Linked DNA regions of Homo sapiens: region 2 is linked to region 1. Evidence: chromatin loops called from intact Hi-C (ENCODE). Cell type or tissue: A673. All regions are shown on one strand. Each heading gives the region's core, and the rest is flanking DNA. Links, peaks and the distances in the headings are about the cores only.

Region 1 (16,081 bases), core at 5,434-13,433:
TTCCTACACTAAACTACAAGTTCTCAGAAGGCCTCTAGACACATGTGAGGTACTTGTTAAACGCCTGTGGAATAAATGATACTCATAAATCTCAGTTGACCTTAATCCAAACTTTTTAATATTTTAAATATTTAATTATGGGTATGCTGAAAATACTGCATTCATACTGAGTGAGCGTAATACACCTTTTAGGCATTTTCTATGAGTGGTAAGAAGCCTCCACAAGGATTAGCTACTTTCACCATGTTTATAGCCACAGTGTAGATCCTAACCTGCCTATCCATACTGCTTTGGTGACAAAATAGGCCAGGCAAGAGTATGTAAGGACTTGGCAAGAGTCAGGAAAAACCCTCACCTATTGGAAAAACAATTAAAAGCTTATAATGTTGTCAAACTTGAAGAATTTGGATATGTAACACTTGTTTATTTTTTAAGTATTTTTTAATATTTAAAAAAAGGGCAGTGGGAAAGGCTGTAGTCATTATCACTGAAACTACTGATTGCTATTTTGAAAAAAAATAGCTATCATTGACTATATGAGGGCAAATATGCTAAATAACATATATGTGCTCACCTATTTTCACAGCTCTCCTCTTAGGTAGATGGTATCCTCATTTTACAGCTGAAGAAACAAGTTTAGCCAAGTGAAGTAACTTGTCCACAGTCCCCCAGCAAGTAAGTCACAGGGACTCAAGTCTTTAACTCCAAATCTCACCCTCTCATGCTGTCACTCAATATACTAGTAGGGTTCAACCTGAGTACTCTTTCTCATGAGATGGACAATCTACTAAGTCATAGGAACAAAATAACTTAAATCTCTTTAATAACCTTTTTTTTTTGTTTCATTAACCTAAATGTGTCAATAATATAGGTATATGATTTATGAATAAATATACACAATTTGGGAATTGTATTATAATTTTAATTTAGCTGCTGTAACAAGATCCAGAATAGCAGTGGCTTAAATAAGATTAGGTTTATTTCTCTCTTACAGTCCAATGTAAGCATTCTAGGGCTAATATGTCAGCTCCATGGTGTCAGGGCCCTTGCTCCTTATTTTACTGCTCTGCCATCCTGGTGTTGCCCTCATTCACAAGGTCCAGTGGCTGACTCACCACCACATCCACATTCCAGAAGAAGAAAAGAGCAAGAGGTGGCATTATAGCCATGACCCTAAGGTTTTACGTAACATTTTTGCTCACATCCTTCTGAACACAACTTGGTCTCTTGGCTGCAAAGGCAAGCTGGGAAGTTAGTTCTTATCCTGCGCGGCCACAGACCACATAAATCCTTCCCACTACAGAAGAAGGGAGAATGGATTTTGGAGGACAACCAGGGAACCTCTGCCACAGGGTGTGTATGCTTTTATTACAACACTATTCTGGTGTTTTCTACCTCACTGGTACAGGAAGAAATTAGAGAAAACTGGAGCAAGTACAACAAACTATTTCCAGGGTTGGGATTAACTTTAGCATCAAGTTAGAGGGGAAAAGTAAGGCTGTCTGTAGTCCCAGAAGGGAAGATAAATGGTTTTGAAATCCCAGTAATGGTTAAGAGAATGCAGACTTTTGCTGCCAAGGTTGGAATCCCAGATCAGCATTATATAATCCTCGGCACAACTACTTTCTCTATAAAATATACCTACTTTATATGGCTCTTGTGAGAATTAAGAGATAGTTAAGGGCTTGGCACAAATCTCACACAAAGTGCCCAATAAATGTGCTTTGCTGACCAAAAAACAACTATGGCTTTCAGTTCAGTTCTGACTTCAATTCCCTCTTTTTTCCTACTTGCCTCTATTTTCTCTTCCTTTCCCTCCAGCTAGCAAAGAATTATGACTCTCTTGGAGCCAGCTCTGTGGCTCCTGTCTCCCCCTGAAGATCTGTCGCTGGTTTTGGGCTTCCCTGGCAGGAGCCCTCTCACCATACCCCAGACTTCCCACCCTCTGGACCCTTGCATCTATCTCACATGGACACTAAAGCCATTTTGACCTAGTATCAGAACTAGTTTGCCCTGACAAGAGTGCATTTGATTGCTGAAACCAGTTCAGCTGGCTAAGGGTCCGTAAGCAAGTGTTAAAAAATGACTCACCTATCCTTTTAATAACCCTTATATTCACTATTTTTAGTTCTTCTGTGGCTTTCAATCTATAGTAATAACAGTTGTCAACATTTATTGGGCACTTTGTATAAGATCTGTTCCAAGTCCTCTACTACCTCTTAATTCTCCCAATGACAGCCATATGAGGTAGGTATATTTTATATAAAGAGATTAAGTAGTTGTGCCTAGGATTACACAACAATGCAGAGCTGGGATTAACCTTGGAAGCCAAAGTTCATTTTTTAACACTTGTTTACAGACCCTTAACCTGCTGAACTGGTTTCAGCAATCAAATGCACTCTTGTCACAGCAAACTAGTTCTGATGATACCATGTCAAAATGACTTTAGCGTCCACATGAAGTATATGCAAGGGTCCAAAGGGTGGGCAGTCTATGGAATGGTGAGATGGCTGCTGCCAGGGAAGCCCAAAACCAGTGACAGATCTTCAGGGGGAGACAAGAGCTACACAGCTGGACCCAAGAGTTATAAATCTTTGCTAGCTCATGGAGGGAAGAGAAGAGAAAAGAGAGGGGGGTAGGAAAAAAGAGGGAATTGAAGTCAGAACTGAACTGAAAAGCCATAGTTGTTTTTTAGTTGGCCAAGCACTACTAATCTTTAAGATCAAGGAGAAAAAGAGGAAAAAATAAAGCCAAGTGTTTCTTATCCTGTCCAATCTGCCTCTTCTCTATATTCTTAAAAAGCTTGCAGTTACGCCATTTGAAAAAAAATTTTTTTAAACATATCCACACTAGAAGTGAAAGGTACTCTCTAGAAAGTGAAAGAAATATAATTCTATTGTGGAACCATAATTGAATTTTTAATAATTTTTAATATCTAGAACTAGATTTCTTTTGATTACTATACCAGCTAATATTTTAAAGCTTATGTGAATACTTGTAAAATTAATTACTCATAAATCTCTTGACTTGCCTGTGTAGAGATATATAAGAAGAATATCGGGAGAAGGTGCACAACTGAGTCCGTGTCATTTAAAAAATCTCTAAATCTCTTTAATATAACATTTCTGCCATCAGAATTGGAACAGAAGCATATCAGAGTAATTCTGAGATAGTTTGTATAGACTCACATTTATATCAATTTTTTTAATGAAAGAGAAAAATCTAGCAGGTCAATTTAGTTATTTCACTGATTAGTACCTTCTCACAAACACCCCTCCAGAAGAAACCTTTTTTTTTACTCGCCTCTTCTCTTTGTTTGACTCACAAGAAGCGCTGTCTTCCTATAAGCAAAGGAAAAGAGGGTCAAATACAATTTTCATGCTAGCACACATTTTCGTCTTTCTACATTGCCTGTTCAAAAGAAAAAAAAATTAACCATGCTAGTATTTTCAACTCTGATTAAATTTCTTTTAGGATTTTATGTGAATAAATTCCCAAATGTGAAGTAACAGTGCATTATATTGTGCTGAATCATATCACTAGGAGGCACCTTAAGAACTAGAGAAAGAATATAGAAAATTTAGTGGGTAAGAAGTGGCTACTTGTCAGATATAGCCAATTTTCCGTCTTATCTCATTAAGTTTTATCTCTACCTAACAGATCCCCAGACACTAATATTTAACAACATATTGGTAACTGCAAGTGTTAGTATGTCATCTTCTGGATTCTTTTGCCAGTCCCATAGTGCTGCGAATCATTCCCTAGCTTCCCCGCTTCCCTCTTTTGTTTTTGTACTGCATCCCTCTACTGCTCTAGTCTCATTTTGCACTTTGCCTGGTCTCCTGGTCTCACTGTTTCTAAATATTTCTTATCCATCTTGGTATTCTTAAGACCCAGCACAGAAAAATCAATAAATACCATGGGAAGGAGCAAGCAGGGCTAGAAACACAATGGATGGTCACTAGATATTAATCATCTTTGAGTAATTCTTCTAATCAAACATGCTCTGCATCTAGTTAGGCAAGCCAGCTCCGAACACAGAGGCTCCAAGAACAGCAAAAGGTGCATATCCCTGGGGAGAGCCCATGGCTGGAGTTAGTTCTCCAAGGTGTTCCTGCCCACACCTTTTCTAATGAGTCCAGTTAGTTTAACTCAATAGTGTGTGAACACGTAAGTAAGCTGCCATTATCCAACACCGCCTGGAAAAACAACCATGCATCTGGTCCCTCCCATATCCCTCAGCTGCAAACTTGAGAGTAGGATAAACTTCTAGCTTTCTCTTACAGTGGCCAGGTGTTTGTGGGCATAGGGTAATACAGATGGTCTCTTGAAAAAAAGTTTAGCGGCTAGTCTGAAGAAAAATAACAAACCTTTGATTGGGACTTAGCATATGATACAACTGTTCTTCATACTATACATACAAAATCAAGTGTAGTAAGTAGCATTACCAGTATTTTAAAGATGAGGCCAGGTGCGGTGGCTCACGCCTATAATCCCAGCACTTTGGGAGGCCAAGGCAGGCAGATCACTTGAGGTCAGGAGTTCAAGACTAGCCTGGCCAACCCTATCTCCGCTAAAAATACAAAAATTAGCTGGGCTTGTCCTGCACACTTGTAATCCCAGCTACTCAGGAGGCTGAGGCAGGAGAATCGCTTGAACCCAGGAGACAGAGGCTGCAGTGAGCCAAGACTGCGCCACTGCACTCCAGCTTGTGCTACAGAGCAAGACCCTGTCTCAAAAAAAAAAAAAAGAAAAGAAAAAAGAAAAACACTCAGGTGGGGCAGGAGTTTAACCTAATCCAACTAGATGGAACTAGAAAAAGAATATAGAAAATTTAGGGGGAAGAGGTGGCTACTTGTCAGATGTAGCCAATTTCCTAGTGCTTTAATAGAGTTATGACTTCCAGAAACAGGCAGGGTATGGTGGCTCACATCTGTAATCCCAGCACTTTAGGAGGCTGTGGTGGGCAGATCACTTTGAGCTCAGGAGTTTGAGACCAACCTGGACAACAATCCCCTCTCTCTACAAAAAAATACAAAAAAATTTAGCTGGGCATGGTGGCTCATGCCTGTAGTCCCAGCTACTCACGAGGCTGAGGCTGGAGGATTGCTTGAGCCTGGGAACTGGAGGTTGCAGTGAGCCAAGATCATGACCCTGAATGCCAGCCTGGGCACAGAGTGAGATAGTGTCTCAAAAAAATTAATTAAAGACTTCCAAAGACAGCAATACTTATTTTTCTTTACCTTTTATGTATTAGAAGAGGATTCCAAATTTTCCAAAGTCCCTCCTAACACCAAATATGTAACTTGTTCTATCAAACCAAGTCTTAAAATACAACTTCAAAAGAAAATATGTGCTTGGCATTCAACAGGCCTTCCATAAGTGTTCACTGAAGGTTCCAAATCTCCCAATTCTAAAAGTTTCTGCATTTGGAGAACATTTTTCACCAAGATTACTCGTTTCTTTATCTTACATCATAGCCAAGAAATATATTTCTCCCCAATACATGTTTTCTCCTAAACTCAATAGAACTGTATATTAAGATACTAAATACATGAATCATAATGCTTAGGCACCAAAAGCAATTCTAAATGTAAATGCAGTCTATTACTACAACAAAATTAGACAAAAATCCTTGTGGGGAAAATGTATGTATTTTTTTGCCCTGAAAGAACAGGTTTGTCGAACAGATTAAAATTCTACATATAAAACTGTTGAAAGAGTTTATGGATCTACAAATTACTGCTGGGATATATGGAATTCTTATTTTTCAAAAAGCCTATGCACTCTGAGAAATTCTAGACAGCATATGAAACTATAAGAGAATTCCACCTTCTTGCTTACCAGTACAGACTCTTCTTAACAGTGTCAAAACTAACCCTTCTCCCCCAAAAAAGTAGGGTATAAACAAAGAGAAAGAAAGGGAAATCACAAACTTTTAGAACTTCCCCAAGCTAAGAGTTGAACATGGATAAACTCACTGAAGTCCTCATATTGCTCCATGGGCCACTCTAGGTACATAAGCTAGGATGTCATAGGTCAGAGAGAAGCCCAGCAGAGACCACATCAAAGTTCAACCTTGTTCCAGACCTTTGTAGGTAGAAAATAAGGTTAAGTGAAACATGGAAGGTAACCATGGAATATTACCGGTTCCCGGTCAGTCACTCTTGATTAGCAAACATGGCCCAAAGCTGTAGATCAAGGACTTCCTGAATAATACTGGTTCTGGAGACAGAAGCTATGAGTTCAGTGCTACATAACTCTCTCTCTGGACAGACAGCTCTGCCAAAGCTATTACATTATATTTAAGTATATGTATTAAGTATATATCTAAATATATATTATACTTAAAATATTAGTTTAAATTTAATGTTTTAAGTACAATATATATACCAAAGAGCACAAAGAAAAAAAAAGGTACAGCTTGATGAATTTTTACAAAGTGAACACACCCCTGTGACCATGACTGAGATAAAGAGATTAGACATTACCAGTATCCCAGAAGCCTCCATTTGCCCCTTCCTAGGCACTACTGACTTGATTTATCTTACTGATTTGTGGACTACATGTAATCACACGGTATGTGTTCTTTCATATTGTTTCCTTTTAGTCAGCATAGTGTTTGTGAAATTCATTCGTGGTGATGTGTAGAGTAGCAATTCACACATTTTCATTGCTATATAATATTCCATTGTATGAATATAGCAAAATGTATTGATTCTTACTGTTGAGGGAATTTTTAGATGATTCTAGTTTGAGAGATATATGTAATAATGCTGACAAGAACATTATATATTTTTGGTGTCCATCTGTGTACACAAAGAAACATGTACTAATTCCACTAGGAATTAATTTTCCAAAGTGGTAGCCAATTTACACTGCCACCACTGGTGTATAAAATCTCCAGTTGTTCCACATCCTCACCAGCATTTGGTAACGTCTGTTTCAATTTTTGCCATTCTGATGGGTATATATTGGTATCTTGTTTGGGTTTTAATTTACATTTCTGATAACCAGTGATTTTGAGCACAATTTCATGTTTATTGGCCACTTGGATATCTTCTTTTGTGAAATGCCTACACAAGTCTTGCCCAGTTTTTTTACTGGACTGTCTTTTTCACGTTGATTTATATATTCTAGATACAACTTCTTTTTCAGATAGGAGAGAAGAAAGAAAAGCAGAGAGAAAGAAAGGAAATATGTTTTTCTACACTTTGGCTTGCCTTTTCAAGTCTGTTCATATAATCTTTGATGAACTGAAGTCTTATTTTAATGAAGTCCAGTCTACACATTTTTTTCCTACCCCAAGGTCATGAAGATATCCTACGTTATATTTTATCATCTCAACTTCCAATTTAAGACATATCTTGAAATATATGTTTGAACTTATAGTGTAACATTTTAACAAAATTCTTACCAATTTTTAAGTTTTCATAAGTAAATTAACCCTAAAATTAATTTACTAAATTAATTTACTAAAATTAAAAAGCTATCATCAAAAGTTTTCAAAGAAAAATTTTCAAAATAAATGTTCTTAAAAGCACAGAAAGAGGGAATGTGAGGGGTTTATAATAGCAGTAACAAGTGGTGTTAAAAGCATAGACTTGGGGCTAGACAGGTTGAAATCATGGCTAGCCATCTAACAAGCTTTGTAACTTTATAAATTGTTTATTTTATCTGAGAGTTGATTTCTTCATTTATAAAATGAAGATGGTATCTGCTGAATATAAAGTCTTAACACTAAGCCCAACATACTCAAAACCTGTTGTTAATGATGACTAAGATGATGTTATTAACATAAGTTAAGTGATCTTATAAAACTTAGATTTTCAGTACTGCGGGTAAAGTAAGTGCCCAATCATGCTGTGATACAGATGACGAGAAGCCCTCAGACCAGTACAAGGTGCTTGATAGAAGGAGAGATCACGTGTGACCAGGGAGACTAGGAAAGGGGTGATAAATGAGATGGCTCCTAGGGGATTTTACAGAGTCAACAGGCAGTTTTCAAGGTATATGGACAAATTGAACAAAGGCTTAATGATGGGAAAGCATAGGGTAGCTTAAGAAAAAATAAGCTATTAATATATATATAGGAGAACAGACAAAAATAAAGTTGGTGAGGTAGGTTAAGGCTGAATGTCAAACTGAAGAATCAGTACTTATTCAGGTAAGGAAGATTTTCAATCCAAGGAGTGACAAGAAAATCAAGCTGACCACTGTGAGTCAAATGGATTTGGATAGGGAAGGAGTAAATACCAAAATTCTATCACAGTAGTTCAGATAGAAAGATATAGAAACCTAAACTAGGGAAGCAGTGAAAGTAGAGAACATGTTCCTACCTACAGGATGGACTCGCTTTTTGTATGATCTAAAGGAGAAAACATGGCTAATCATTAAGAGTCCAAGACTGGGTAGTTGAGAAAATAGTGATGCCATTAATTTAAATGCAGAGATAGGGGAGAGAATCTGGTCTTGATATTGAGCTTGGTTCTGGACATTTTTTTTTAATTCAAGCACCACCAGGAATTTCGGGTGGAAATGTCCAGTTGACGAGCAGTGGGAAATACAGGTGGGGATCCCTAGTGGGGACACAGTACTTAAGTATGGATTTGATAGTCATTTCCACAGAAGTATTAGAAAAATATAATGTGGAGACAGAGATTCTGAGTTTGCTCCTGCCTTACACTAGCTGTATGCTCTAACAAGACTCTCAACTTCTCTGAGCCTCTGCCCTCTCATTTATAACATGGGATCAAAAATATATATATCATTCTACCTCCTCATAGGGTTGATGCAGACTAAAATGAGATAATATCTGAGAAAGTGCTATAAAAACAGCTGTTATCAAAAAACCATTTAAGTGCTTTATATATGTCAAACTATCCTAGGAAACTATTCGAATAATTTTTTTTCTCAGTAAAAATTATACTATTGCAGATTATGTTGGGGGCCGAGGATCTTAAGGTACAGTAGTATGCAATCATAGGTCCTGACCAGAAGGTGGCAGGAGAAAGACTTAGTCAGAGCTTCTTGAGGATTCCGTATTTATAATCCTGAACGAAAAGTTCATTTTACTTATACATTACATATAATTAGACTCCCAGATAAATTCTTCCTATCCTTAGCTGCATGTGGCTCTACACATTTATTTATCCACTGACCATGTCAACTCATCTGTAATATAGAAAATGGAAAAAAAGAAAGGGAGTAAATAATACAATGACTACTACTATATAGTGAATACCTCTGCGTGCTAGAAACCAAATTCAGGATTTCTACACAATATTCCATTTAACATCAATACAATTCCATGAGGTAGGTATTATTATTCCTCATTTTAAAGATGAGGAAATTGAGATTCAAGCTTTTGCAAGTGAAAATAAGCAGTGCCAGAGTTGCAGCTGCCATGAAAGCTCAGTGACATTTGCTTATTTACAAAAATTAGGTATAACCTAAAGCAAGAATGCAAAAAAAAATGAACTCTGAGCACAGGGACCTTGAGACAGCTCTCCTGAAAGCCTACACATTGTTGGTAGAGTGAAGTTTTAGGGAAGCAAAACTGTGAAGTATGAAACCAGATCCAACCTGAGAACAGATGCTTCTGAGTAAGCAAAGAGAATTTCTAAATAGCTAAAAGACAGAAACATTCCTAAAGTAGACAGTTTGGAATGGCTCAAAAGAAAATGTGCAGCTTGCGTGACCACCCCAAAAGATTGTCCCACCTAGGCAGCTGAAGAACAACAACTTAGCCTTGGCAACAAAGCAAGATCCCGTCCTTACAAAACAAACAAACAAACAAACAAAAAAACTAATTGGCCAGGTGTGTTGGTGCATGCCTACAGTCCCAGCTACTTGGGAGGCTGAGGCAAGAGGATCACTTGAACCTAGGGAGTTCGAGGCTACAGTGCCCTATGATGGCACCACTGCATTGAAGTATGGGTGACAAGAGCAACACCCTGTCCAAAAAAAGAAAAAACGAAGAACAACAACTTACAACTTACCTTTCTACTTTTGAGGAGACTGGGAGTCACAGAGTCCCTGCCACAAGGTGGAGGGGTAACAGATTTGATTGGAAGCAGTGAGTTATAAATGGTGCTGTGTCCTCTAGCCCTCTAACCAACACATGACTGTACAGCTGGCCTCTCTGATACTAAATTTTCCCCATGTGCTAAAGATCGTACAAGAAGAGGGTTGCAAAATGAAGAGAATAGATTAATTATTATAGTTAATTATATTTCTTGGAAAATCAACCACTGGTGAGACACCAAAACCCAGAGAAACTGAGGAAGTGGTTATATTTGCATATGCATAGAAATACACATACATGTTTGCAGATAAATAGAATTTTGTCTAATATGGTATGTACTAAATTGTTAACAATAGCTTCCTCTGGAGAGTGGAACTTAGTGTCAGAAGGAACATCTATCTTGTTTTTAACACTATACAACAAACATGTTTTATTATTTTAATATTTTTAAAGTGGTTATTAAAGAGACCAATGACTAGTTTGTGCAAAATAAAAAGAAGCCAGGAAGATTCTATAATATTAATAGATCAGATTTGAGGTGACACAAGCCTCAAACAGAATTAATTCATCCATGATGATTGATGAAGAAACTTCCCTATGGAAAGAAAATATGGATTCCATTCAAAGCACTTTATTTTGGTTATTTAGAATATTAAAATATACATATCCTCTAGCTGTCTTAGAATTCTGATTGATTACTTATGAAAACATTTTCTCCTTCTATGGTACAATGTTAACAATAATACTTATGAACTAGGCTGCTGTTTGAAGATAGATAGACAGATGTGTGTATGTATCTAGAAAGTTATAGTTACATATAGAGTGTGTGTGTGTGTGTGTGTGTGTGTGTGTGTGTGTGTGTATTCCTTTAATCCTGTCATCAGCTCTAGAAAGTATAAGTTATCATCTCCAGTTTATAGTTGAGGCACAAAAAGGTTAAATGAGTAGCCCAAATCAAAAAAGACTATAGCCAGGATTCAAGTCCAAAGAGCCCCAGCCCAAAGCTTGTACTCTTGGCCACTCTTGTATATACTTCTTGAGAAAAATAAATGTATTAAAAAGGACACCAACCATAGCCACAAAGTTTGGGACTTGAATTTTTTCCAGTGTTTCCCTGAGTTGATCAACTTCTGCTCGATATTCATCAAGCTGACATTCTAATTTTTCTCTACGTAGTCGTTCATACTCCAGCTGGCCCTGCAGTTCTTTGATGGTCCTATCAAAAACAAAATTTTTTAAAAATCAATCATCAATGTCAACTAATAATTACTTTTAGTAGTGGAAAGCATTCATACATTGTATTTAAGGCAAATAAAACAAAGAAATCATTTATTCAACAAATATGTATTAAGGGTCTACTAAGAATGAGCACTGACCTAGGTATTGGGGATACAGTGGTGAACAAAAGGCCCAAAATCTGCCTTCCTGGACCTTACTTTAGTAATAGAGATATGCAGACAACAAGGAAAATAAATAAGTAAAATATATGGTATGTTGGAAGGTAATAAGTGCTAAAGGAGAAAACAAAAATAAAGCAGGAAAGAGTAGTATAAAATGTTGTGGAAGAGGGGCTTAACATTTCATACACAGTGGCTAGGGAAGGCTTTATTGAGAAGGGGGCTTCTAAGCCAAGCCCTGAAGGAAATAAGAGAGATAACCCTGTAGACATTAGAGGAAAAGCATTCCAGACAAAAGGAACAAGTGCAAAGGCCCTAAAGTAGAAGGATGCCTGATGAAGTACAAGAAAAACAGAAGCCAATGTGATAGAATCATTTAAAGAATAAAAGGGAGGCCAGGCGCGGTGGCTCACGTCTGTAACCCCAGCACTTTGGGAGGCGGAGGCAGGTGGATCACTTGAGGCCAGGAATTTGAGGCCAGCCTGGCCAACACGGTGTAACCCTATCTCTACTAAAAATACAAAAAAAAAAGTCATTAGTAGGAAATAATTTTTCCACCATGAGGTACTTTTCTAGACTACAAGGAATCTAAGAACTTTCAGCTAGGCTCTTAGACCAAGGCTAACACTAAAAAAAAAAAAATCTACATCTCAAAACACTTCAAACAGTATAGAGGCAGTGGACAGCCACCTATATGATATGATTTGTGAGATACCAAGAAAGCTCCTGATTTAAAACAAAAACAAAAAAATCAGTCTGCCACAGCTTCCTGGTGTCTAAAATCACATCAAGAGGTAGTTTCAGTTAATAGGGTAGCAGGGAAAAAAACAGAAAAAAGAGTATTTTGGCCTAATGTTTTGCCATCTGTTTAAATTCCCAAGTATCCATCCATGGAAGAATGACACATTAATCCTTATATTATTTTTTATTTTCTTTCTTTTAAACTAGAGCCAAATGTCAGCTTAACCACATTAATCCTTATCAAAGATTTAGATGTTACTCTGAATACAGTTAGCAGACCTCTTTCAGAACTAGATTTGGAAACAGGTGGAGGAAAGGGAAACAGGCAGTTCTAAGAGTGTGACGGAACAAGACACGACCAAAGGAAAAGGCAGGAAAAGCAGAGGACAAAGAAGGGAATCCATGTGTGGTTCTCTTTCTGGACCCATGTTTGATTAAATCCAAAGTTCCCTCTCCTGTCTCTCTCTGCTCCCTGTCCATTCTGGAAAGCAGATAGACAGACAAGCAGAGAGACAGTAGGATGAAAGAAGCTCGAGGCATCCTCTATCCCAGCAGCTATTAACTACAGTAGTCTCTCAGTATCAAAGAGGAACTGGTTCCAGGAAGCTCCAGACACCAAAACCCACGGATGCTAAGTCCCTTACATTAAAATGGTATAGTACATACGTATCTGCATATAATCTATATGCATTCTCCTGTATAATTTGAATCATCTCTAGATTACTTATTATAGTAGTATACAATAAGTTGTTGTAGCATATTATTTATGGAATAATAACAAAGGAAAAAAGTCTACAAATGTTCAACACAGACACAACCATCCTATTTCTTTTTCCTGATTATTATCTATCCAAGTTTGGTTGCATCCATGATGTGGAGCCCACAGATATAGAGAGCCAACTGCTATTAGAGAGGTACCCATTGTCCAGAGAGCCAATTTAGGGTACAGGAAGTGAAAGGCAGAGACAACCATGCACTTGCTCACTGCCTCTAGATGCAAGAGCATTCTCTGTTGGGTACTATAATCAGTGAACACAAGACCTAGTCTCAGATTTATGAATGGGCAGTGTAGCCTGATGAAAATGTTCAGAGACTATGTTAGAATGTCAGTTTTGCAAGATGAGAGTTCTGGAGATTGGTTGCACAACGATGGGAATGTACTTAACACTACTGAACCGTATACTTAAAAAATGGTTAAGATGGTAAATTTTATGTGTATTTTATCACAATTATTTAAAAATTTTAACTCCTTTGTCATCTAAGGGCTTAGGAGAAAAACAGGATGGAACCTAACACCCTTTGGCAAGATGAAAGTAAAAGTTGCTGATCAACAAACCCTCACATGGCATTTAGAGAGGTATTTAAAAACAAATCATTAAAGTTTTAAGGACATTACTTTTCAGACTCAAGCTGTTCTTTCTTCTGCTTTAAATCTTCTTCTGTTATGCCTCCCAAGTGTTTATAGTTGCTCTCGGCAATTTCCAGGAGGTGTCTCAATTCTACAATTTTCTTGTAAGCTCTCACTGCAAGACAGAGTTGAGTAGGAACCTAGTTAGACATATAACAGCTCATGTGTCCACTGGGTGCTGGTATTCTTGAGCATATTCTTCCTCTAGACTAGTGTCTGTATGGTTTGGAGAGGGGGGTGGAGGAAGGTTGGTATATACAAAGAAGGATAAATATCAGTAACAGAATACTAAAATGAGCACGCAATGGAATACCTAAATGGAGGATTCTTTCCCTGCTACTGGAGCATGTATCAGGTTGTTATGACTATTAACGCTATGAACAAGAAGGTTTTAAAAGACTAGCAGTATTGACCAGGCATGGCGGTTCACGCCTTAATCCCAGCACTTTGGGAGGCCGAGGCGGGTGGATCACCTGAGGTCAGGAGTTCGAGACCAGCCTGGCCAACATGGTGAAACCCCGTCTCTACTAAAAATACAAAAATTAGCCGGTGTGGTGGCACGTGCCTGTAATCCCAGCTACTCATGAGGCTGAGGCAGGAAAATCACTTGAACCCGGGAGGCAGAGACTGCAGTGAGCCGAGACCACATCACTGCACTCCAGCCTGGACAACAGAGCAAGACTCCGTCTCAAAAAAAAAAAGACTAGCAGTGTTTTAGGACTAATGGTGGATTACAGGACCACGTGCAATCTACTATGTAACAGAAAATTAGAAAAACTGAAATATACTTGATTTTAAAGTACCAGCCACAAATTTTGTGATTGGTCACTTGTAGTACCTATGCAAGAGAATAGTAAGAGAAGGAAGTACATTGAGAGATATTTTGAACTATTCTCCAACTATTAGAACTATGAATTCTCCATCCTTTATGGCAGTGGTTCTCTGCCAAGGGTCATTTGGCAACCTCTGAATAAGTTTTGCTTGTCACAGCTTGAGAGTGTGGAACAGGGAGGTGCTACTGGCATCTAGTAAGTGAAGGCTCAGGATGCTACTAAACATCTCACAGTGCACACAGAAAAGCTTGCCTCAACAAAATAATTATCTGGCCCAAAATGTCAAGAGTACAGAAGTTGAGAAACTGCTTTACAGGACCAGCTTAGCAAATCACAGCCTCTTGTTCCTAACACCAATGATTTATCTATCAACAGGTTAGAGCTGCAGGTTCTAAACTGCATATACCTGAATCAAATGGGATGCTTTTTAAAAATGTATGTGCTTGAGCCCCATTCCAGACCTATAAGTTCAAGAATATGTACTTAATAAAAGGTTCTCGGCCAGGAGCAGTGGCTCACGCCTATAACCCCAGCACTTTGGGAGGCCAATGCGGGCGGATCACTTGAGGTTGGGAGTTCAAGACCAGTATGGCCAACATGGTGAAACCCCATCTCTACTAAAAATACAAAAATTAGCTGGATGTGGTGGCACATGCCTGTAATCCAGCTACTCGGGAGGCTGAGGCAGGAGTACCACTTGAGCCCAGGAGATGAAGGATGCAGTGAGCCGAGGTCGTGCCACTGCATTCCAGCCTGGGCAACAGAGTGAGACTTTGTCTCAATAAAAAAAAAAAAAAAAAAAAAAAAAAAAAGGGCAGCCAGGCGAGGTGGTTCACGCCTGTAATCCCAGCACTTTGCGAGGCCGAGGCAGGCAGATCACGAGGTCAGGAGATAGAGACCATCCTGGCTAACATGGTGAAACCCCGTCTCTACTAAAAATACAAAACAAAATTAGCCAGGCGTGGTGGCGAGTGCCTGTAGTCCCAGCTACTCAGGAGGCTGAGGGAGGAGAATGGCGTGAACCCGGGAGGCGGAGCTTGCAGTGAGCCGAGATTGCGCCACTGCACTCCAGCCTGGGCAAGAGCAAGACTCCGTCTCAAAATAAATAAATAAATAAATACATACATACATAAAAATGTCTCCTCAGACAATTCTCAAGGGCAGACAGGTTTGGGAACCACCATAACCACTAGTAAGAAGATAGAGGGGATTAAGATAAAAAATGTCAGAAAAGACTGAAAGAGCAGTGAGTATTTAGCTTATATAATAATTTCATTAATATTTGAAAGTCTGTGTTTCGTAAAGCCTGTTCTATGGGGTCCTCAGAGGTAAGAACTAAGATTAATTGGAATTAGCTCCAGGAAGAAAGATTTCAATTCAACAAAAGAGGAAATTTCCAATGAAAACAATAAAAATCACGTATTTATGCAGTGTCTGTGATGTCGAGACACTACACTAAGTACCTTACACATTTTAATCCTCACAGAGAAGAAATGCTTTTCAAAAGAAGACATACACATGGACAACAAGCATATGAAAAAATGCTCAACATCAGGAATCATTAGAGAAATGCAAATCAAAACCACAATGAAATGCCATCTCACATCAGTCAGAATGGCTATTATTAAAAAGTCAAAAAACAACAGATGCTGGGGAGGTTGTGGAGAAAAGAACA
Region 2 (16,081 bases), core at 5,511-13,510, 520 kb after region 1:
CGAGACCAGCTTCTGCAACATAGCAAAACCCCGTCTTTACAAAAATCACAAAAATTAGCCAGACATTGTGGCATGCACCTGTAGTCCCAGCTACTTGGGGGTGCTAAGGTAGGAGGATCCATTAAGCCCAGGAAGTAGAGTCTCTGAATTGCGTTTGCAACCACTGCACTCTAGCCTGGATGACAAAGTGCGACCCTGTCTCAAAACAAACAAACAATAAACAAGCAAACAAAAATGTTATTCTATCCTCATGTTTGATTGAGCATTGGGTTTACTACAGAATTCTAAGTAAGAAATAATTTTCTCTCAGATTTTTAAGGGGATTGCCTCATTGTTTTCCAAGTTCCAGTGCTGTTAATGAGAGGTATGGTATTATTCTGATTCTTTTCTAGTTTGTTTTTATTTTTTGTACATGATGTTTATTTCTCTCTGGAATCTTTCAGGTCTTATCCTCATTCCTTGATGTTCTAAACATTTATAATAATGTGCTTTGGTGTCTTTTTTTCATTAAGTTTGCTAGGCATTCAGTGGGTTCTTTTAATTTGGAAATGCATTTTCTTCAGTTCTACAAAATTTCCGTGCTTTATTTTTTTGACAATGTTTTTCGCCTCCACTTTGTTCTTTTTTTCTGGAATTCCTACAAGGTTAATGTTGAACATCTCTTTTGCACCAACTTAATACTTCATTCGGATTTTCTTAGTCTCACCTAACATCCTTTTTCTGCTCCAGGATCCCGTTCAGGATACCACATTACATTTAGTCATCATGTCTTAGGCTCCTCTTGGCTGTGAGAGTTTCTCAGACTTTCCATGTTTTTGATGACCTTAGTAGTGTTGAGGAGGATTGGTCAGGTATTTTGTAGAATGCCTCTCCATTGGAATTTGTCTGATGTTCTTATGATTAGATGGGAGTAATAGGTTTTCGGAAAGGCCAGAGAAATAAAATTTCACTTTCATCATATACTATTAAGGATATTATCAACATAACATCGCTATTGCTATTAATCTTGATCACCTGGCTGAATGGTGCTTCTCAGATTTCTCTACTGCAAAGTCATTCTTTTCTCTCATTTTATAATGTACTCTTTGGAAGGAAGTCATCATGCACAGATCACATTTAAGGAGTGGGGAGGTATGATTCACCCTCTTAAGAGCAGAGTATCTAAGTTACTTGAAATTTTTTTGCATGGGAGATGTTCTATTTTCTCTCATGTATTTATTCCATCATTTGTCTGTATTAGTATGGACACATTTATTTATTTTATCTTTGGCTTATAATTCTGTAGCCCATTATTTATTCTGTGGCTCAAATTGTCCTAGTTTCGGTCATTAAGGAGTTCTTTTAGTTGGCTCCTGTATCACTTTGACATACCCTCATTGTTTTCTGATTTGAGCACTTCCTTGCTTCCTTGAACTATTAGATGTTTCAGGATCATCTTGTATATTCCCTGCCCCAGTCCAGAATCAACCAGTTATCCTAGGAGCTCTAGCTCTTTTTTATTGGAGAATGGTATTAGGAAACAATATTTGAGCATTAGGTTGTCATCCTGCTTTTAATTTGTGTTATCTTATTGCATTTTATGTACCCTTATAAGTGGCCTAAAATTCCTTCTGAAATAAAGCAGAATAAAATAAATAAATAAATAAGATTCACTTTAAACAGTAGATCTGAAACTTAAACCCAGATATTTTCTCTCCAGATCTTATTTTCCTTTGGCATAAACCAAACCCAATATCTCTCAAGAGATACAGAAAGGCAGAGACATACTTTAGAGTTTAATGTTGATTATACATTTGTGGCTTGGCATTCAGTATCTTTAATAGTTCTAGCCCAGTTAGCATTGTCTCCCACTATTTTCCTATAAACATAAACACAAACACAAACACAGAAGTACTTATTAATTACTGAAAATGCCATCCATATTCTTTGAAAAATTAACATTTTTGACTAAACATGTGATAGATATAAATAAGTAATATATGAAATGATTCTCTTTGTAAGAAATTTTTAAAAATCCTAAGGACATATATCATTTCTAAGCCTCCATGTGGCCTATATGTCTTATTTATGTTATATACTTTGGGAAATTCTTCTCTTCCTGAGAGTTGAATTCAAATGTCACATTATCCATGTCTCCTTCCCAATTTCCTTGATCTGAGTGAATTTCTCTTTCTGTTGAACCCACAATGATTCATTCACACCTTATTTTTTAAGGCTTTGCATTCTATTGAAGATGAGTCTGCATTGTCTGTAAGATTATGAATTTCTTGAGGATAGGAACTGACTTTATGCATCTCTGTGTTCCCCCAAAATTATTACCACTTCCTGACACATAATCTGTACTTAATAAATGTTTATTAAGTAAATGAAAGGACAAATAAAATATAAATTAGTATATGCCTTATTTTCAGAACTACACCAATAGTATAAAAGGAGCAACAGACTAGGAGTTAGTAAATCTTGATTTTACATTGAAATTATTCATTGTAGCACTATCTATAATATAAAAGGTCTGTAAAACCTCCAAGTAAGTTAATCAAAACAGGACTAGTTGAATAAACTATAGTAGATCCATTCAATGGAATACTACACACTGTAAAAAAAAAAAAAGGAAGGAAGATATATCGTTAAGTGAAAAGAACAAGTTAGAGGAAAGTTTGTATAATGAAAATATGACTGAGTTAATGAATTATAGGCCTGAACCCAAACAAAACAAAACAACAATGATTAACTCTAGGAGGTGAGGAGAAAATTGTGGAGGTAACTATGATAGAGGTTAGCCCTTCCTGAATATATCTTGTGACACAGTTTTGACTTTGAAACCATGTAAACTGTAGAAAAATTATAAAACAAAATTAAAGATTTATAAAGCTATTTTCATACAAAGCAAAGTAAAACAAGTGAATCTGATTGTGCATTGAGGGGGTGGCATAACAAGAGATAGTTTTGTTTTTTATTTTTTGATGGAGTCTTGCTCTGCTGCCCAGGCTGGAGTGCAGTGGCACGATCTCGGCTCACTGCAGCCTCTGCCTCCCGAGTTCAAGCGATTCTCCTGCCTCAGCCTCCCAAGTAGCTGGGACTATAGGCGTGCGCCGCCACTCCCAGCTAATTTTTTGTATTTTTAGTAGAGACAGGGTTTCACTATGTTGGCCAGGCAGGTCTCGAACTCCTGACCTCATGATCTACCCCCCTCGGCCTCCCAAAGTGCTGGGATTACAGGCGTGAGCCACCATGCCTGGCCAACCAGAGACAGGTTTTTAAAGTGAATTTGAAACATAGTAACTGGACTGTTCATCCCTATTGGGATAGGTTTTGAAGACAAAAAATGTGAATGACAAAGAAAAAGGAATTAAACTGTTTGTAGTAGTTGTGTTGTTTGTAAGAATATTGGCATTGTTATTCCAAAACTATTGCACATATTGTAGCACATATATAAAACAGCATAAAAAAGAATATGAATCTGATCAAGCCTCTACAACTATTTCTCATTTACAGGAAACACATGGACCATAGAAACATGTTAGGTGGCATCGTAGAGACAGATGCAACCAACCAAGTACAGAATGTGGGAAAGTTGACAAGATAAAGATGCAGTTTCTTCAACAAACAAATCACAAAGAAAACAAAACAGTAAGTGTATGTGGTTATATATTAAAAGAGATTTAAGAGACATACCAAACAAATTCTTTGTCTTTTCTTCCATTAAGGGGTAAATTCTAATTTCCCTTCCTTTGAATCTGAGCTGGCCTTAATGACTTGCCTGACCGATAGGAAGTTGTGAAAGTGACATTCTGGGAATTCTTGGGCTAGGTCATAAGAAGCCTGGCAGGTGCCACATGGGCCTCTTGCAGCGCTGCCTCCAGTATTCCTGAAGCTCCACATAAGAAGTCTGAGTACTCTTAGACCAACATACTGGAGAGGCCAGTATGTGTAGGTGCAGGTGCAGTCATGTGAATGATGCCATGTTGAATCCTCCAGGCCAGCCATTGTCAACGTCACATGAACCAGGAGGATCACCTAGCCAGCTCTTCCTCAAATTTCTTACCCATATTATTGTGAGATGTAATAAAATGGTTGTTGATTTAAGCCACTAAGTTTTGGAGTAATTTGTTATATAACTATAGATAACCAGAATAACATCTAATATTTTAAGACATAAATTAAAATCTAGTGTTAGTAGAATCTGGTTTGCAGGGGAAAACGATAAGAAAGAAAACAAGAGACATTTGTGAGGGTGCACAATTTGTAAGGTAACACTCTATTGTGATGATGATAATGATACTTTATAAGTCATGTGGTAAAATTCAGGAATTAATTTGCTTTATTCGAGATTTAAAAAATAATGAATGACAGGAAATTGGTTTGGGAAGGGAGAGAAAAACAGATGCATAATTATTTCTTTCATTATGAATGTACATTCCTGACATCTCTGAGGGCTAAGATTGTCCTGCAGGGAATATGATTAAAGTTACAAAAGACGAAAACAAAATAAATAAGTCAGCTTTTGATCCTGCTGCTATATTTACCCACAAGAAAGGAGGCAGCTCTCAGGTGGGCTTTTGTCTAAGTAATGTCCTGAAATCCAAGTGTAAAAGAACAATATGAAATCTCAATTCTCCCAAACGGTTTGGGGCGAGTTCAGCCCTTGAGCCCCTGGGGGACTTGGTTCCCAAGGAGACTAATCCCACTTGCACAGCATTAAGCGTCACTGGGGTGAAAGAGCTCTAGTTTGGAGTTCTGCAGAGAGCCCCTACTGCAGGCTGGAGCCGGGTCCCTCTGCTCCATAGGAAGTGAAATGTATTGATGTCAAAGCCACTCAAATGAATGTGCTCACTCAGGGAGTAGGAGGAGGGACTGATGGGCTTGGCTAGAGCTGGCTACTAACTTTACTGAAACCAATTTCATTCCAGATAGAGCTCTTCCTCAAAGGAAAGGAGATCAAGGGAAAAAGCAGCCAAGGCCTTGAGGCTGGGTCTATATGTACAATTTAGTTGGACAGTGGAAGCTCTAAGGATTTATTTTGGTCTCAGGTATAGAATTACTTCAAGCAGAAGCTGTTCTTTGTTGCCCTATTGCCTACATTTTCCCATAAACACCACTGCTTTCATTTAGCCATGCCTCTGCCCAGGCTGTTCTCTCTGCCACAGATATTGTGTGTTTGCTTTACACAGTCAGATATATCATTTAAGTCTTAGCTCAAATGCTGCATGTCTATGCAGCCTTCTCCAACTCCTGTGGGCAGACTTGAGGGTCCTTTTACTTCCATTGGACATGTATCACATTATATTACAATGGCTTGTTTGCATATTTGTCTTTCCACCCAAAGGGTAGAAATCATGGCTTCTTATCTCTGTATCCCCAGTACTAGCATAGCGCTGAGCACATTGTGGGTGTCAATATCTTTCTGTTGGAAAAAATCAGTGACTGGATGGATATTTATTTGTAAGGATCAATTTTGTGAATCAGGCTATAGAACTTCTAAGCCATGAATTTCAGCTCCATGGTTTACAAAAACTTCAATTTCCATTATCTTATTGATTTTCACAATAGCCCTATCAAATAGGATTATGTTATTATTCCCCATTTATGGATGGGAACATCGAGGTCCTGAAGGTTAAGTGACTTTTCCATAGGCAGTCAGATAATAAAGGCAGGACTGGACTCCAGTGTCAGTCTCCGGCTCCAGTTTTAGCACTCTCTCTCCTGTATTTCATTGTCTTTTTGTAAGTTTCTACAACCCCCAAGTATAGCTACTCTCTTGCATTTGAAAATAGTCACTCACTTTGCTGAGGGAAAGGACAAATGATGCTGGTTTCATAGGGTAATGTGTTGGTAAGGAATGGGTGGGGCCTAAGGAATCAAGAACATGGACATTTGTTGAACTGCTATTTTGTGTGAGGTGCTTTTATATATACCATCTCACAACAACCTTGAGGAGTTGAGATTATCTCCACTGTGCAGGTGAGAAAAGTAAGATTCAGAGGCATTACTTGCCTGTTATGTCATGTAATTCTCACCCTGAGAACAATTATGACCATTCCCTTTTTTCAGATAAGGAGTTTGAGCCTTTGGAATATGAACTGACTTGTCCAAGCAGTTCAATAGCAATAGGCAGGGCCAGAATTTGAACCTGGCCTCATCTAACTTCAAATCAACTTTGATGTGCAGAACTCCAATAGAAATGAAGAAAGACTTTTACATATGAAGCTTTTCATATTCCATTTATTTTGAATATGATTTTAGGATTTAGATAACCCTGGGGATTAAGAGTTTTTTCGGAATAAGATGTCGATTAAATGTAGAGTACTGTGCAATTGGTGTCCAAGGACTTGTAAGAGTGCTCAGTTGACAGAAGGTGAAAAAAAAAAAAAGTTAGTGCTTTTGGCTGCCAGACCTGGAAGCCTATGGAATGGCCCTGTTGGAAAGGGGATGGGCAGTGCTGACATCCACATCTGGAGTGGAAGAAGCACAAATCAGTGACAGGTCTGCACAATTTTCTGAATGTGAATACCACCAAGAGTAAAACAGACAGTTCGGCCATGGAGGACAAAATGCTGTGTGTAACTCAAATGAAAAGTCCATGATAATTGAGCCAATTTGAATTTAAAATAAAAAGTTTGGCTCAGCTATGTGGGTTTGGGAAGTGGCTACTTCATCTTCTAAATGAAAAATGTTCATCTGGCCTTTTTTCTTTCTTTCTTTTTTATTATACTTTAAGTTCTAGGGTACATGTGCACAATGTGCAGGTTTGTTACGTATGTATACATGTGCCATGTTGGTGTGCTGCACCCATTAACTTGTCATTTACATTAGGTATATCTCCTGACGCTATCCCTCCCCCATCCCCCCACCCCACGACAGGCCCCGGTGTGTGATGTTCCCCACCCTGTGTCCAAGTGTTCTCATTGTTCATTTCCCACCTGTGCAGTGTTTGGTTTTCTGTCCTTGCGATAGTTTGCTCAGAATGATGGTTTCCAGCTTCATCCATGTCCCTACAAAAGACATGAAGTCATCCTTTTTTATGGCTGCATAGTATTCTATGGTGTATATGTGCCACATTTTCTTAATCCAGTGTATCACTGATAGACATTTGGGTTGGTCCCAAGTCTTTGCTATGTGAATAATAGTCTTTGCTATGTGCCACAATAAACATACGTGTGCACGTGTCTTTATAGCAGCAAGATTTATAATACTTTGGGTATATACCCAGTAATGGGATGGCTGGTTCAAATGGTATTTCTAGTTCTAGATCCTTGAGGAATCGCCACACTGTCTTCCACAATGGTTGAACTAGTTTACAGTCCCACCAACAGTATAAAAGTGTTCCTATTTCTCCACATGCTCTCCAGCACCTGTTGTTTCCTGACTTTTTAATGATCGTCATTCTAACTGGTGTGAGATGGTATCTCATTGCGGTTTTGATTTGTATTTCTCTGATGGCCCATCTGGCCTTTTTTCTTTGGTAAGGCTGTGCCTTCATGGTGTTCAAAAATGGTTTCGCTACATCTACAAAGTGAGGCTTAATAAAAAGAGTTTTGAAAGAGATGGTCTATGTCTCTCCTATGCAAGCTCTGTATCGAAACTAGAGTAACTTATTTAGAGAACACTTTATCACACACACAGTGTTTTCATATAGAGACAGTCCCCAACTTATGATGGTTCAACTTTATGATTTTCCAACTTGAATCAGTGTATTACATGCATTTTAACCTACAATATTTTCAACTTACAATGTGTTTATCAGGATGTTGTTGCTCTATCACAAATTGAGAAGCATCTATGATCTCACTTAATGCTCATGAACACCCTATGATCCAGAAGACACGTAAGGGATATAGTCACCTTTTTGTGTTTCAGAGAAGTAAGGGTGAATACTCATCCAGGCTATGGAACAATGTATCATTTAAATATCACAAGTGCCCTGTGGGGAGGGCAACTTTACCTGCATTTAACATGAGTAAGCTAAACAGAGAGAGTACGCTGGTTTGTCTAAAGCCATGCACTCAGCAGAGCAAGGATTTCAACCTAAGTCATGAGGTTATTGAGTGGTGGCTAAGACCAGAACCCAAGCCTCTTCTGAATCTCTTGTGAAAATGACCTTATTGCTCATTTTCTCTATCTATCCCAAAGAGGATTGCCCAGGTGAAATTAGTTTTAAGTGAACTTCATGATGATCCCTGAAATGCAATGAAAATTCCAGGGATAACCTAAATGGTATGACAGGTAGGGGAGAGGTTCCAATCCATCTTTTATTCTAACATGCTGAGAGTTTTATACACACACAGTGTTCTCAAGTAACAGGGGGCTTAGCCAGATCGACTCCTTTCTCCATTGCCTCCTGCTATGTGTTAATAAAAGATGGGCCACTGCTGGCCTCAATTTACTGTTAGCCAATTGTTACTCGTAACAATCAAGTGGCAAACAGTCAAGAAGAAAGAGCACTGGGCTTGAGAATCCTGGGAAAACTCAGGTTAGAATCTTAGGATCAGGTCTAGAGCTTTAAGAAATACTCATTTTCCTTCCCCATCTTAATAGATGAGAAAGGCAAGGGCAAGAGAGGACGCAAGTATTGTCAAGGGCTTAGGAATGGCTTTGGAGTCAGAATGGGCTAGATCTGACTTTGGCCAACTCACTGAACCTCCCTGAGGTGCAGTGTCCACGTTTGTTGAATGGCGATAACATGTAATTCACAGGGCTGTTGTTCAAGGATTAAATGAGATAATAGATGGACAGCGCCTGGCAGAAGCAAGCGCCCAGAAGCTGGTGGGTGTTGTTATACAGCTGGACTGAAACCCACGTCTCTAGACTCCTGCCTTCTTGCCTCAGGAGAGGCACCACCGCAAGTACCTGCAGAAGCCTATCAAGCGCTGCAGCGGCCTCATGGGCCTGAACTGGAGTTTGAGACCAGCCATCTCTTCCTCACCCCTTGCGGTTAGAGGAGTCAAGAGAAACACCACGGGGCAAAGGGAAACGAAGGAGTTAAGGCGTTGAGCTTCAGAAAGCTCAGAAAACTAAAGCGACCCCCCACTCCTCCAAGCCAGGCTAAGTAAGCCCCTCCCCTCTACCACCGGGACGGTCGCCGCGCGCTCCCTCCCTCCGCCCCTTGCTTACAAGACCTAATGAGCTCCCCCGGGAGGCAGCGCAGCGAGCCAGGCCCGGAACTAGTAGGCTGCGCCGCGCGCGCCGCGCCGGGGCGGGAGCTGGGTCTGGGCGGCGGGCAGGAGCTGGCGGGGGCGCACGGGCAGCGCTGCGGACAGCCCGGGAGCCGCGGCGATGGCGGTGCAGGCGGCGCTCCTCAGCACGCACCCTTTCGTGCCCTTCGGCTTCGGGGGCTCCCCGGACGGGCTAGGGGGCGCCTTCGGAGCCCTGGACAAGGGCTGCTGTTTCGAGGACGATGAGACCGGGGCTCCGGCGGGTGCGCTGCTGTCGGGAGCCGAAGGAGGGGACGTGCGCGAGGCCACCCGCGATCTACTCAGCTTCATTGACTCGGCGTCCAGCAACATCAAGCTGGCGCTGGACAAGCCGGGCAAGTCGAAGCGGAAGGTGAACCACCGCAAGTACCTGCAGAAGCAGATCAAGCGCTGCAGCGGCCTCATGGGCGCCGCGCCCCCCGGCCCGCCCTCCCCGAGCGCCGCCGACACGCCAGCCAAACGGCCGCTGGCCGCCCCTAGCGCCCCGACAGTCGCGGCCCCGGCCCACGGCAAGGCTGCCCCCCGGCGGGAGGCGTCGCAGGCCGCCGCGGCCGCCAGCTTGCAAAGCCGAAGTCTGGCCGCGCTCTTCGACTCGCTGCGCCACGTCCCCGGGGGTGCCGAGCCGGCGGGGGGTGAGGTGGCTGCGCCGGCGGCCGGGCTAGGAGGTGCGGGCACTGGGGGCGCGGGAGGGGACGTGGCAGGCCCCGCGGGGGCCACGGCGATCCCAGGGGCCAGGAAGGTCCCGCTGCGGGCACGCAATCTGCCTCCGTCCTTCTTCACGGAGCCGTCCCGGGCAGGCGGCGGCGGGTGTGGCCCGTCGGGGCCGGACGTGAGCTTGGGCGACCTGGAGAAGGGCGCGGAGGCCGTGGAGTTCTTTGAGCTGCTGGGGCCCGACTACGGCGCCGGCACGGAGGCGGCAGTCTTGCTTGCCGCCGAGCCTCTCGACGTGTTCCCCGCCGGAGCCTCCGTACTGCGGGGACCCCCGGAGCTGGAGCCCGGCCTCTTTGAGCCGCCGCCGGCAGTGGTGGGAAACCTACTGTACCCCGAGCCCTGGAGCGTCCCGGGCTGCTCCCCGACCAAAAAGAGCCCCCTGACTGCCCCCCGCGGCGGCTTGACCTTGAACGAGCCCTTGAGCCCCCTGTACCCCGCCGCTGCGGATTCTCCCGGCGGGGAGGACGGGCGGGGCCATTTGGCCTCTTTCGCCCCCTTCTTTCCAGACTGCGCCCTGCCCCCGCCGCCGCCGCCCCATCAGGTGTCCTACGATTACAGCGCGGGCTACAGCCGCACCGCCTATTCCAGCCTTTGGAGATCCGACGGGGTTTGGGAAGGGGCGCCGGGGGAGGAGGGGGCGCACCGGGACTGACTTCGAGGCACGCTTCCCTTCATTAGAGACGGCTGTGGAGAGCGCCGCGCCTCCGTGGGTTTCTCCTAAATCTGAAGAACGATGGGAAAATGCACGTGGAGATGAAACCAGATTTTTAAAAATTCAATTAATAAAAGCAACTTCAGAAAAAAGAGATGAAGACGAGTTGGGGATTGTTTAATCACAACCTCAAGTGTTAAAACAAAAACAAACAAACACGTTTGTAGGTTCTTACTGGACCAGAGGAGTCAAGAAACCAAGATGGTTTGGGGTATGGGGTGGGGACGGCAAAAGGGGTAAGAGCTGGCTTCTGTAGCCACCTGTCCCTTCTATTTTTCAGCGAAGGTCAGTGTATTTAGTGTAATTACCCCTTCTAAACAGTGTCCTAGTCCCTCCCTTCCCTCTCCTTGAGTGCATTTTGAATTAAAGCCTATATTGAAAAGAATGGAGGTGAGACTTACTGATTTGGGTGTTTTCTTACAGGACGGTTTTCCGTCTGGTCGCTTAGCTTTGTTAGGTGAGCCTGTGGCTGAGGGAGGAGGCCGGTGGTCCACTGCTGACCTCCTGTGCTTGTCCTTGGGTAGGGTTCTCTTCTGTCACGGTTTAACTCTTTTTTCTGCCCGCTTCCTGCTTCCATCTCCCTCCACCCTTATCACAGTCCCAGTGCTTACTTTCCTTCTTTCTTTGCCTGGCCTCTCATTATTCTATTTCTTTCGGCCGGCTTTTCTTGCACATCTCTTTTGTAGGAGACTTAAATTTGGCAAACCTGGGTTCCATTTCTCTCCTGTCTTTTCCCCATTTTCCAGCCACTTTGGGAGGGAGAGGGTGGGCAAACTGTAACCTCTTTGTATCAATTTTCGTGATCTGAGAGGGTGAAGACGGTAATGTTCTTCTACTCACTTCACAACTGGTTGGGTAGCTCAGAGGGAAATAAGTAAAATGTCTTGAGGCTGTGGCAGTGCTTGATTGGTTCTGCTGTGTATATATAAATGGTTTCTACACACGGAAACAGAGTTGTGAGTCCCATGCCTTTTTTGGCGGGGGGCTATCTACTTGCCTGGTGATTGCCCTTTCCCTTACAAGCTGTACATCCTCTTTACCATCCCTCCTTCTCTCCTTCCACAGCTCCCCTTCCACCTCTGTTGGTTTCTGCCTCCCTTTGTTTCCTCAGTCCTTATACCCACACTCTCCCCACGGAAGGGCATAAAGAAAGGTGTGAAGTTTCCAAAGGAATTTCTGTTCCCTGAATAGCAGGTCTGATGAATGGAATCTGAAGGGGCTCTGCAGGGAGGAGTATGATCTGTTGTCCGAGGGAGATTTGGGGAAAAAGAAATATTTTTACCAGCCATGAATGTGGCAGAGAGGACACATGGCACCAATAGGTTGGTTAAGGGGCAGGGGAGGAAAGACTGGTGGGAAGTGAGCAGCTGGAGGGAAAAGAGGAGCCCTTGGTGCTGTAGAACTGCGGGGAGAAAGGCATGAAGAGAGCAACGCCCAGAACATCTGAGTGAGAGGCTGCCTTCTGATGATGCTGCAAAGGAGAGCTGCTTGGCTTCAAGGCACCCAGGATTGATTGCAGGAATATCTGGATGTGAGTTAGTTGAAAACCGAGTGTTACCGCAAGAGGTGTAAAAATCCAGGTTCATGTTTGCACACATCAAAAGTATTGTGATATTTTCATAAAAGAATTTCTGGAAAAAATGAGTATTAACCAATGGTAGATGCAACTTTAAATGCTATCAGTAAGTCATTTTCTTCTGAATAAAGCCTTTCTTAAGAAAGCACCACAGGAAATAGAACGAGTACTGTTAATGATGAAAAGAACTTTTGCAACTCCAGAAAGCTAATGTCTATTGGATTTCTTCCAAAGTGGTTAAAGGTGATTAATTCCATTGTGCTAACAGAATATTACTTAATAACGATTTAATTTGTCTAAACTGTTGTGAATACAATCCAGGATACACTTGCACAGTAGGAAAACATTAATAACCCTGTGACTGTTACTAAGACTATAGTGTCATTGTAATGTTTCTTAATTCTCCTCTCCTTTCTTACCTAGTGTAGTAAAACAGGTTATCTCTCTCCTACTGTTTTGCTTGCTATACGTTTAATTAATAATAATATCAACATTGTTTCCGCATCCCAGGCATTTAAGCTAACTCACTGAGCCTCTTAATATTGCCATGATGTAGGTGCTTGATACTGTTTGGATCTGTGTCCCTAGCCAAATGTCATCTCTAATTGTAATCCCCACATGTCGAGGGAGGTCCTAGTGGAAGGTGATTGGATCATGGGGGTGGTTTCCTCCATGCTGTTCTTGTGATAGTGAGGGAGTTCTCATGAGATCTGATGGTTATAAAGTGTGGCACTTCCTTGCTATCTCTCTCTCCTGCCACCATGTAAGACGTGCCTTCCTGCTGCTTCACCTTCTGCCATGATTGTAAGTTTCATGAGGCCTCCCAGCCATGTGGAACTGTGAGTCAATTAAACCTCTTTCATTTATAAATTACCCAGTCTCAGGTAGTATCTTTATAGCAGTGTGAGAACAGACTAATACAGTACTGTCATTATCCCTATTTGAAAACTGAGGCTCAGGTAAGATAAATAGCTTGTCAACAGCAAGTGGTGGATCCAAGATCCAAATATACAAGTGTCCTAATACCAAGACCTGCCTGTTACTTGCCAGGCTCTCCTGTGCTTTGTACATGTGTGTGGTTTCCAGTTCCCTGTATTATGGTACTAGCAGGTTTTTTCAACTTCAGCACTATTGACATTTTGGGTGTCATAATTCTTTGCTGTGGGAGCTATCCTGTGCATTGTAGAGTGTTTAGCAGCACCCCTGGCCTCTACCCATTCGAAGCCAGTAGCACTGCCTTAGTTGTGACAATAGAAAAATATCCCCATTACCTCATGTCTCCCTGGGAGGAAAAATTACTGCCAGTTGAGAACCACTATGCTAGAGAAATGTATATAGAAAGTGTCTGTGGGGTGTTTGGTGCTTTCATATACATTATTTCCTTTGTTCCCTACAGAGGCCTGTGCTTCGGTGTTATTATCTTCATTGTTATAGGTGACAAATAAGAAAGGCCAAGGGGAGGGGCTAAATCAACTTAGGTGCATCTCATCTCTGCTGATTTACCTGCAGTGAACGAGTAACTTAACCAAATTGAAGCATGGTTTATGCATTGGAAAAATTGGATAACGATCGATCACAAAGCGTTATTGTGATTTGGCATAGGGTATATATAAATATCCTCTAAGAGGAAGGGGGCAGTACTTAGTAGCAGACAACCAAGGCTTGGCATTATGTCAAGGTTCCAATCCATCCTGTTACTCAGGTCCCTATGTAGCCCTATTCCTCCCCACCTTGCCTTCCAGTCTGGGCACATAATGTGTCTGACCATGCCGCTTACTGTAGTACAGTAAGTACTGCCCATTAGTAATTGTTTTGCCAAGGACTGAAATTATTGTTTCCTCTGTTATATCAGTTTCTGCTGAAAGCTGTTAGAATCTTTTTTTTAAAAAAAATCTCTTGCTTAGCCACATCCCTGCCCATAGAGAATTCTTTTTTTTTTTTAAGACAGTGTCTCACTCTTGTCACCCAGGCTGGAGTGCAGTGGCGTGATCTCGGCTCACTGCAACCTCCGCCTCCCAGGTTCAAGCAATTCTCCTGCCTCAGCCTCCTGAGTAGCTGGAATTACAGGTACCCACTGCCACACCTGGCTAATTTTTGTATTTTTAGTAGAGACGGGGTTCACCATGTTGGCCTGGCTGGTCTTGAACTCCTGACTGCAAGTGATCCGCCCGCCTCAGCCTCCCAAAGTGCTGGGATTGCAGGCATGAGCCACCACGCTTGGCCAAGAATTCTTTTTAAGTGCAATGGTAGGTATTTTTCAAGACTAGAAATATGCTATAATATGCGTGTAGTTGTATGGCTTTGGACAGGCTGGTATGGCTTTGAACAGGCTGGGTATCCTAACGTGGTAATAATAATTATGCTTGCATGCCTCATAGTCATGATCCTCCATCTCAGCTGGGTGTTCCTTGGTACCTGGAATGTGTTTTAGTGTCTTCCTGTATCCTCCTCATGTCCCAAACCTTTGCGCATCTCCATTCAAGCCTCCACCCTATCCCTTCTCTCACTCCCAGGTCCTGACAAGATGGAGACCATGTGTTGTGACACCCTTCCATTTCCCACCCCACTTTTCCACACAATTTCTCTCTTCAGCAAGCAGGACCTTCTCTTGCCCTCATGGTTCAGGATCCTGCCCCTCCTGCCTCATGAGGACAAGCTGTTGCTCCATCTTCTCCTTATTGGCCATATCTTCAGCCTCATCCTTGCTCCCCACTTTTTTCTCTCATGCTAGAAATAAACGTTTAGCATGATTTTTAAAAGAAAGAACAAAGAGGAATAAGTAAGTGAAAAGCTCTCTCAGCCCTGTATCCCTCCCTAGATATTTCTCCGTCATCTTTTCGTAAGAGTCAACTCTCTGAAAAAGAAGCTACACTTTTTGCTTCTACCTCACCTGCTACATAAACCTTAACTATTTTGAGTCTTAGGGTGACCAACCATTCCAGTTTGCTTGAGACTGTTTCAGTTTTAGCGTTGAAGTTCCACATAACAAGAAATCCCTTAGTTCTAGGCAAATGCCATTTCTGCCCTACCATTTCCCAGGAATTTCTCTCGTGGAAGCTTCAATTACCAAACATGGGGTCTTCAGACTTCAGGGTTTTTTGTTGTTGTTGTTGTTGTTTTGAGACAGAGTATCGCTCTGTCGCCCAGGCTGGAGTGCAGTGGTGTGATCTCGACTCACTGCAAGCTCTGCCTCCTGGGTTCACGCCATTCTCCTGCCTCAGCCTCCCGAGTAGCTGGGACTACAGGCGCCCGCCACCACGCCCGGCTAATTTCTTTTTTTGTATTTTTAGTAGAGAGGGGGTTTCACTGTGTAAGCCAGGATGGCTATGATCTCCTGACCTTGTGATCCACCCGCCTCGGCCTGTAATCCCAAAGTGCTGGGATTACAGGCGTGAGCCACCGCCCCCGGCCAGACTTCAGTTTTTTTGACTTCTGTGCCACATTTAAACAGTTGGGCTCTGTCTCCCTAAAACTCTCCTCTTTGGGTTTTTGATATCTCATTTGCTTTTGGTTTTCCTCATAACTTCCTGGCCATGCCTTCTTCCTCACTGATGTGACCTTATACATTGGTGTGACCCAGGGTTCCCTCACTTCTGTCCTGTATTCTTTGCCCTCCATACATTCTTTCTGGGTGTTAGTGTCTTTTCCCAAGGGATTAGTTATTCTTAATGTTTCAGTGACCCTCAAATCTATACCTGCAACTTTGGCTTCTTTCTTCTGTCCCAGACCCATTACTTGCCTCTTTCCTAGATAGAGTCTCTTGGGGCTCATAAACTCCTCAAACTTTGTGCCCAAAATCGAACACATGCACAAACTGACTAGCCACAGTCAACCTCGCCATACTCTTTTAGCCTGTCCCATCCTGTTCAAATAGTTACCAAGACCTATTTC

Evidence for each region. Peaks named below come from ENCODE experiments on the same cell type or tissue, not always from the same donor. Only the 100,000 strongest peaks of a DNase experiment are listed, where the experiment ranks them.
Region 2: it touches region 1 in a loop (2.1-fold over the local background); 6 of 110 quality-filtered maps call a loop at or near these places.

The regions. Positions count from the first base shown.
Region 1 is chr11:83,243,105-83,259,185 of GRCh38, reverse strand. ANKRD42 (ankyrin repeat domain 42) reads right to left here. Exons shown (of 11, transcript NM_001300975.2): 10 at 13,562-13,688; 11 at 10,215-11,243. The coding sequence ends at 10,982. It overlaps CCDC90B (coiled-coil domain containing 90B), which reads left to right. Exons shown (of 9, transcript NM_021825.5): 9 at 1-105. Among named protein-coding and RNA genes, the nearest start is that of CCDC90B-AS1, 35 kb to the left of the region's middle. RefSeq lists a silencer at 985-1,279. In A673, for the core only: CTCF peaks have their summits at 8,773 and 8,974 (motif pointing right); a DNase peak (open chromatin) is centred at 8,995.
Region 2 is chr11:82,726,922-82,743,002 of GRCh38, reverse strand. It overlaps FAM181B (family with sequence similarity 181 member B), which reads left to right and starts at 9,139. Exons shown (of 1, transcript NM_175885.4): 1 at 9,139-13,063. The coding sequence starts at 9,274. The coding sequence ends at 10,554. In A673, for the core only: no CTCF peak of the experiment used is centred there; a DNase peak (open chromatin) is centred at 9,132; H3K4me3 peaks cover 1,428 bases; H3K27me3 peaks cover 5,800 bases.